2 separate regions of the Homo sapiens genome follow, and region 2 is linked to region 1. The links are chromatin loops, found by intact Hi-C in ENCODE. Cell type or tissue: PC-9. All regions are shown on one strand. Links, peaks and the distances in the headings refer to the core of each region. The heading gives the core; the rest is flanking DNA.

The links. Hi-C counts contacts between places; a loop is a spot of excess contacts. Peaks named below come from ENCODE experiments on the same cell type or tissue, not always from the same donor. Only the 100,000 strongest peaks of a DNase experiment are listed, where the experiment ranks them.
Region 2: it touches region 1 in a loop (7-fold over the local background); 1 of 110 quality-filtered maps calls a loop at or near these places.

The regions. Positions count from the first base shown.
Region 1 is chr5:176,821,306-176,826,745 of GRCh38, forward strand. The region is part of intron 1 of UNC5A (unc-5 netrin receptor A); the gene reads left to right. Among named protein-coding and RNA genes, the nearest start is that of UNC5A, 13 kb to the left of the region's middle. In PC-9, for the core only: no CTCF peak of the experiment used is centred there; DNase peaks (open chromatin) are centred at 1,176 and 2,046; H3K4me3 peaks cover 1,152 bases; H3K27ac peaks cover 2,500 bases.
Region 2 is chr5:176,692,022-176,694,521 of GRCh38, forward strand. No RefSeq gene overlaps it. Among named protein-coding and RNA genes, the nearest start is that of TSPAN17, 46 kb to the left of the region's middle. RefSeq lists an enhancer at 719-1,263. In PC-9, for the core only: no CTCF peak of the experiment used is centred there; DNase peaks (open chromatin) are centred at 540 and 1,160; H3K4me3 peaks cover 1,051 bases; H3K27ac peaks cover 1,888 bases.

The DNA of each region.
Region 1 (5,440 bases), core at 1-2,500:
CCTGCCTACCTGGATATCTTGTAGTTGCCCTGGCACTTTTCTAGGGACCTTCCTTCTCCAGTTCCTTTAGGATCACACAACCAGAGGTCCATTTTTGAGACCCACTTGGTCTCAAGACCTCTTTCCTTTCAGACCCCTGGCTCCACTGGAGGCCCGTCTTTGGTGTGAATTCCTGAAGTCCACCACCCAAATGCCAGGACGCCTTGAGAGTGGTCAGCATTCTGCCTCCTCCCACAACAGTGTGGTGTCCTGTCGAATGGTTAACAGTTGGCTCTTCAGGCAGGCTGGGGAACTAATTTGCCAATTTCCATGGTGTAAATACTCCCACCACAGCCTATATCAAGCTACCAATGTGATGTCAACTGGCTTAAAAATTCTAGAAATTGTAGTGATTGGCTGTCCTGAGCCAGGACGAGCTGGCCGCATACACCACTGCTCCTGACCAAGGTCACTCCCAGCCCCCTCTGAAGTGACCGCAGGCAGGGAGTGGACAAAGGCATCTCAGGCCTTCCCCTGCAGGACCTATTGACTTCCCAGGCTGAGAGGGGCAGCTTACCTCCTGGACACCAGACTCTGGTTAGGCCTTCCCCTGCAGGACTAATTGACTTCCCAGGCTGGAAGGGACAGCTTCCCTCCTGGACTTTAGACTCTGGTAGGTCGAAAGGTAGAGAGTCAGCTAGGACCTGGGAGGACTGTGCTTAAGAGCCAGGGCTCTGATGTGGATTAGAATCCTGAACTGGGTGAACTTGGGCAGGTTATTTAAGCTCTCTGTGCCTCAGTTTGCTCACCTGGAAAATGCAGACAATGAAAGGTTCCTACCTCATAGGGCTGCAAGGATTAAACGAGTCATTCTGTGTGGTGCATGCAGCCTGATGCCGGCTCACAGTAAATGCTCTGCAGGTGCGAGCTGTGTGGCCCGCGGGGCGGGGGATGCTCACTTTTGGCCCCCCTCTGTGACACGCCCTGGAAGTATTTGTGTGGAGGGGTGTGCGGAGCAGGATCTGCGGTTGATAAAACTGGCAGCAGCAGGTATCAAGGGCAGGGCCTGCAGGCCTGGAATCTGAGCAGGATCTTCGATTGATGAAACTAGCAGCAGTGGGCGTCAAGGGCAGGGCCTGCAGGCCTGGAATCTTGGGAAGGTGTTCATTCTTGGATAATGAGCATTCATGAGGGGGCCTGAGAAGGAAGGTTGGCGTGGTGAAGGGTGAGTCACCAGAGTGACTTGGCTGAGTAGGACTCCTGACACCTGAGAGCCCGGGTGTGTCTCCAGGACATGCAGAGCAGAGAGGTGGCAGAGGCCACAGCCACATTTGAGAGCCCAGACAGGCCCAACAAGGACAGCCCACCTGCTGGCCTCAGGCCAACCTGTGACTTCAGAGCTGGTCCCTGGGCACCCCCTGCCTCTGCCCCAGAGTTCTGGGAACCCTGAGGCCAGAACAGGAGAGGGACTCAGGCTGGGACCTTGGCATGTGGTGGGATTTGGCCAGACAATGAGGGGAGGAGAAGGAGTGGACAGGCAATCCCAGTGGCAGCCTGTGTACAGGGCAGCCGGGAGGCGTGCAGCCCCGCTGGAGCAGACGGTGCCTGTGGGGTGCCAGCAAGCGACAGGGCTGTGACCACATCTCTGAGCTGGGGAGTGACAGGCAGTGAGCAGTGTTTAAGGAAGATTAATCTGGCAGCCCATGGAGGATGGATAGGAGCAGGGAGAGGCTGGAGGCAAGGAGACCAGCCGGGAGGCTGCCGTGGTCATCCAGGCAAGAAATGACGAGGCGTCCCTCCCTGATGGCGGGCAGACAGCAGGGATGGAGTAAGAGAGATGGATGTGGGAGACGCTGCAAAGGGGGAGATGTTGCATCTGGATGCTGCATGTGGGGGGGCGAGGGAGGGGGAGGAGGCAAACATGATTCAGAGCTCTGGAGCCTGGGGAAGTGATGTCAGAAACAGAAAATAGATGGGGAGCTGGGTTGGGGGAGAAGCTGAAAGAGCAAGAGGCTCCGCCCAGGGAGCTCCACCCTGCCAGGCTATGTGCAGAGTGTGGACAGGGCGCCTGGGTCACAAGCAACAGAAACTGGCTCTGGTCACGTGAAGCCAAGGGAGCGGAACAGCGTTTCCGGGTCAGGCAGGCACTGGGGGCGAAGGGCAGACTTAAAGCCAGCCGTGGCCCAGGAGAGACGTCCAACAGGTCCTGGTGGTGCTGGGGCCATCCGGTTTCCTTTAGGGCACTGAAAGCCGTCCGGGAAAGGTGGATTTACTTGGTTCTGTGAAGCCCTACGGGGTAGGTCGGTATCAGCAGGGAGAGACACAGGGAGGCTGAGGGAGACCCTCCCAGCAAGCAGAGGCTCGGAGGTCTGGGCACGATGAGAGCCTCCACAGGGGGGCTCTATGGGACAGTCAGGGAGACCCTGGACAGGGGCAGGTGGCCTCGGTGAGTCTCGGTGGGAAAAGGGAAAGGACGGCTGGATACTGACTTGGACTCCTCTCAGCTCCACCCTATTTGGTCTTGAGAAGTTTCTTACCCTTTGAGAACTGGGCTTTCTGGACGGATGGCTCCATCTCGAGGGGGTTGGTAGTTTCTCTGCCGCCCATTGTTTTAACTGCTGAAATACTTTCTCAGGGCACAGCACCTCCACCCTCCTTTGGCGACCTCCCGCCATGGGGCCCTGGTGGGACTGTCAGTTATGAGAACCCAGCCTCTCCCTGGAGAAAGCACCTGTCCCAGCTGGCGAATGGTCCCGGAGATCCTGGGCACATGATTGGGCCAGGCTGGCCACATGGCCTGGGTTGAGCCAGTCAGGATCCTTGCCAGGGCTTCTCCCGCCTGGAGGCGGAGGTGCGGCCCCGATGCCTCCCGGGTTGGAGGCAGCAATGATGCAGGTTCCGACACTGGCCCAGGACTATTTCCCCCATGTGTGGAAAGCGGCCGTGGGGCTGAGGCGGGTGAGGCCAGCGCACAGGGAGATCAGGGACAAGCGGAGGGAGGAGGCTGTCCCAGTGGCCCCGAGGCCCTGAGGCTCTGGTCCCTGCAGCTTTTCTCAGTCCTGTGAGCTGCTGTTAACAGCCTTCCTGGCCCTAGATCCACAAACTTCCCGCTTTAACGCCCGTGTGAGTTGGGTTTCTGTGTCCTGCACCTGAAAGGGGCCTGACCGAGGATCTTAGGAGAAAGATGATGATGTGAGCAAAGCGCCCACCCAGAGGTAGCAAGGTGGCAGCAGGCAGGGCATTTAGCCCCCACGCGGCAGATAGAACATTCTAAAAAAAAAAGAGAGAAAGAGAGAGAATTCACATAAAAATCCAAATGTCAGGCTTCTCTTGAAAAAGCAAAAGATCTGGGCTGGGCCCAGCAAGCCCATTTTCCTGGGTGGCTGGGGCTGGAACCTGGATGCCACTTTGGCAGATGAACACCCCCTACTGCTAGGTGCCTCCATGCCCATGCACCCCCAGTGCCTGTGCACTCCCTGCCCTGTGCACCCCCACCACCTGTGTGCCCCCTGCTCTGTGTACCCCCTACCTTGTGTACTCTCTGTCCCAGGCACTCTCACCACTCCGTATCCCCCACCCCATGCACCCCCAGTGCCTGCGCACTGCCCTCTCTTTGCCACTCACCCCCGCTCCCGTGCACACCAAGGCTGCGTCTCCCCACCCTGTGCACAGTGCTTGGTGGGTGTCAGGTACTGAGGCCATGGGCAGGGCCATCCCTCTCCTTCCCTCCCTCCCAGCTCTTGGAGTCTGCATTTGGGGCCTTAGATTTCGCCTGTTCAGTTTGAAGTGGTGGAGGATAGTCAGGTGGAAACATCTAAAAGATAATTGGAAACTGGGAGTGGCACTTTCAGATGCAATAAGGGTGGGAAGTGGAGTTGAGAGACCCTTTCATAAGGAGCTGATCACCGACATGCATGAGCTCGAATCCCATTCAAAGAGGATGATTAGGGAATGGCCATGGCTGGGGTGGAAAGGAGGATTCAGGGGACAATTTTGAGGAAGCCAAAAGGGGGCCCGGGAGAGAGCAGTAGGGGCCCAGGAGTGTGTGTAAGGTTTTGAGCAGGAGGGGAGGCAGCCTTGAGGAAGGCTTTGGCGAAGGACCCGCCGATGAGGCCTGGAGGACACGCTGGGAGGAGGCAGGGAGAGCGGCCGGAGGACGCTGTGCTCAGAAGCAGCAGGAGTGAACTGGGACAGTGTGAACAGTGTAGACAGACAGGACACAGAGGCCATTTGGAATCTGCAGAGCATGGAAGGATACCAGGTAGAAAAGGCACAGGATGCAGTGAAGGTTTCAGGGAGAAACTTGGGAAAGGGGGGCGAGGGCAGGACAAGCATACTTGCTGAGCACTGGCGATGTACTTGCACGAAAGCTCTCGATGGGTAGCTCAGAGGTGAGTGACGTGCCCACATCCCACAGCTACCATGGCAGAGCTAGGTGCCAGCCCCAGCTCCATGGCAGCAAAATGGGCAGAAGGTCCAGAGCCTCATAAAGCTTTTAAGAGAAGCAGAGGGGATGGGCTGAGGGACAAAGCTAGGTGACAATGGCACCTGAGCCATTAAATAAACATTTATTGAGCACCTGCTGGCGCCAGGCCCGGCGTCAGGTGCCACAGATGAGCATGAGGGCCGTGTGACCATGAGGGAGCTGGAAGCAGGGGCATGCTGGGTAGCCAGTGAGACAGGACAGTCCTGGAAGAGGTGACACTTGAACTGAGACCTGAATGACAGAAGGAGCAGGCTGCGGGTGCAGCAAAGGGCCTACTCTGGTCTGGTCACAGGGAATGTGGAGCTGGGTGAGGAGAGGTGTGATGACTTGTGTCTGTGTTCATTTATACATGCATAGAAGCCACCTCTGCTTCCAGAGACGCACAGCAGGAGGGGCTGAGGGCACATTTGCTAGGGTTAGCTGGTCGGAGGGGGCCTGGCTCCCAGACCTGCTCTGCTGCTACAGCACAAGCCCAGGCCAGATACACTCTTCTGCCCCATCTATGAAATGGGAAGAATGACTGGGCCTGGGCTATCATGGAGCGGATCCTGAGGCCTGGGACAGGGGCAAGGGTAGAAGCCATGGGAGGGCGCAGGGAGCAGGCCAGGCAGGCTACTTCCACCCTTCGCAGGCCTCAGCAACCCCAGGATCAAACAGTAACTGGTAAAATGAGCTTAGTCCAACCGATGAAGTTGGACTTTGATGCATATATATTTTTTCTTTCCATTTTTTTAATTCTTCTTTGCCATTTTTTAATCAAGGTGAAATTCACGTAACATAAAATTAACCGTTTTAAGTGCACAATTCATTGGCATTGAGTACATTCACAATGTTATGCGACCATCACTTCTATCTAGTTTCCAAACTTTTTTTTTTTTTTTTTTTTTTTTGAGACAGTCTTGCTCTGTTGCCCAGGCTGGAGTGCAGTGGCACGATCTCGGCTCTCTGCAAGCTCCATCTCCCGGGTTCACGCCA
Region 2 (2,500 bases), core at 1-2,500, 130 kb before region 1:
TGAGACAGAGTCTCACTCTGTCACCCAGGCTGGAGTGCAGTGCTGCAATCTCGGCTCACTGCAATCTCTGCCTCCTGGGTTCAAGCAATCCTCCCACCTCAGCCTCCCAAGTAGGTGGGACTACAGGCATGCACCACCATGCCTGGCTAAAGTTGTTGTTTTGTTTTGTTTTGTTTTGGTAGTGACAGGGTTTCACCATGTTGGCTAGGCTGGTCTCGAACTCCTGAGCTCAAGTGATCTGCCTGCCTCAGCCTCGCAAAGTGGGGGGATTACAGGCGGTGAGCCACCGCGCCTGGCCCTCATTCTGTTTGCATTTACATCTCATTGCGTGAGAGAGACAATGAGCCCACAAACAGGAAGCCATCTGAGAGTGGACAAGGCTTCCTAAAAGTCTTAGGAAGAAAAAAAGGGAGGTGATGTGATAGAGACTGGTGTGCACATGGCACGGAGTCTCTGTGACTGGGCTGTGAGGAGGTGGCGCTGGAGCTGAGACCTGAGTGTGAAGAGGACAGGGATTGTGGGGAGGAAGGCCAGGGGGCCGGAGGGCAATGAGTGAGGGTGGAGGTGAGACCAGCAAGTTGGGCAGGGCCAGGTGACATGTCTTGGTAAGCACAGTGACATGTTTTGCATTATTCTAAATGCAAAAGGGAAGCCACTGGGGGCTTTCAGAAGGATATGGGACAAAGATTTGAGTATTAGGCACGCCCCAGGTGCTTAATAAATGTCTGCAGCCTGGGGTAGGGCGTATCCAGCCGGCCCTTCTCAGGCTCAGCTAGTCCCTCTCTTGTCCTGCCTACCTCACACCCCCAGCTCCTGAGCAGGGGACCCCTCGGGCTGCCTTTTCCATCTTCTTGGCCCTGCCTCATCCTCCCCTAGGGCTGTTTGCTCCCTCCAGAGCAGGCGACCATAATTGCTGCTTTCCACAATGACATAAAAATCTAAGAGGCACAATCAATACAGCGCACACACATCATCGTCTTTCATTGCAAACGATAAAAGTGTAAACAGCAGGGGTGGCGGCAGCTCTGGAGGCTGCAGTGGGGGCAGGGCGGGCTGCCACCACTTCCCTGACTGTCACCCTTCTTCTGGGACACAGGGCTCTTCCAGGTGCGAGCGGGAGTGCCTTCCCCACTCTGGGGAGTGGCACCCCTCATTAAAGCCCATTCAGGGAAGTGGTTTTTCCTGTTTTTGCTTCCAGATGCAGCAACCCCAGTTTCTTTAACCCGACTTCAGAAATCCAATTTGTCCTCTGTACTTTAAAAGCTTTTCCCTTGCTTCCCCTGCATCCAAAATACAGAGCTAGGGGTGGCTTCTGGTGGCAGAAGAACTTGTTGGGGTTTTGCCTGTCACAAGCCCATGAACTGACCTCGACCCCATTTTAACCCCAGCTCTTGACAGCCAACTTCTTTCGCCACCTGTCCAGCCTGCCACCCACAGCTTTTCTTGGAACGTGCACAGAAACCATTATATCCCCAGCTCCCACACACTCCCGGCGACGACTTCCTCAAACTAGTTACTTAATGAACGTCATCCAATTCCGATTCCGTCTTGCTGTAGTCTCATTTGCGAAAGCCAATCTGCTTTATGATTCTAACCTCTGGCTAGCAACTGCTCCCAATTTCATGTCATCCATAAACTTGATGAACGATTAGCTTGCTTCTCTGCAGTCATTCATTTATTTATTCAACCGGTATTTAGTGAGCGCCTACTGGATGCTGGGTGCTGGATACAGAGTTACAGGAGACGCAGGTCCTGGGCTGAAGAGACTCCTGTGGGGAGGCGGAGCCCACGTGAAAATGGTTCCCATTTATGTGATCTGTGCTCAACTGGGGCAGGGGAGAGAGCCAGCTCCTTCTTGGTGCGGGGGGCGGGGGGCAGTTTACATTTGCCTGAAGATGCTGGAGGGGATTTTGGCAGCTGGAGAAGGAATGACGTTCCAGTCAGAGAGACTAGAATGTACGTAGGCAAATTGCTCTGGGTGATGATGGGGAAGAAATCTGCTGGTATATACATGTCCAGGGCTGATGAGAGCTTCAGCTTGGAGCCGTCTAGAACCAGGAGGGCTCCTGTCTGTCTCTTGGCTCTGCTCGTTTCCACATTAGCTTCGTCCTGAGGCTCCATGTGGTAGTAAAAGGGTTATACCTTCCCAGGGTCAAATCCAGGAACAAAGAACGTCCCCTCCAGTCTCACTGGGTCTTACTGGGTCACATGTCCATCCCTGGTCGATCATGGTAGTTGGAGAAATTTAAGTTCTCTGGCCTGGCCTGAGCCACATGGCAGCCTTGGACCCTGGGGCGAGGTCTGCTACATCTGAAGCTCATGGATTGAAAGCGGGGACGGTGGGGACTCCCAGAGAGAAACTGGGTGCTGTTAGCACCGAGAAGGACGAACGGATGTGGGGCTGGAGAGACACAGATGATATCCACTCTGTGGTCACCAGCTGGCTCGTGCTCCCAGGTGGTGGAAGGGGAGCCATTGGTTCCTTTCTGTGCAATGGGTA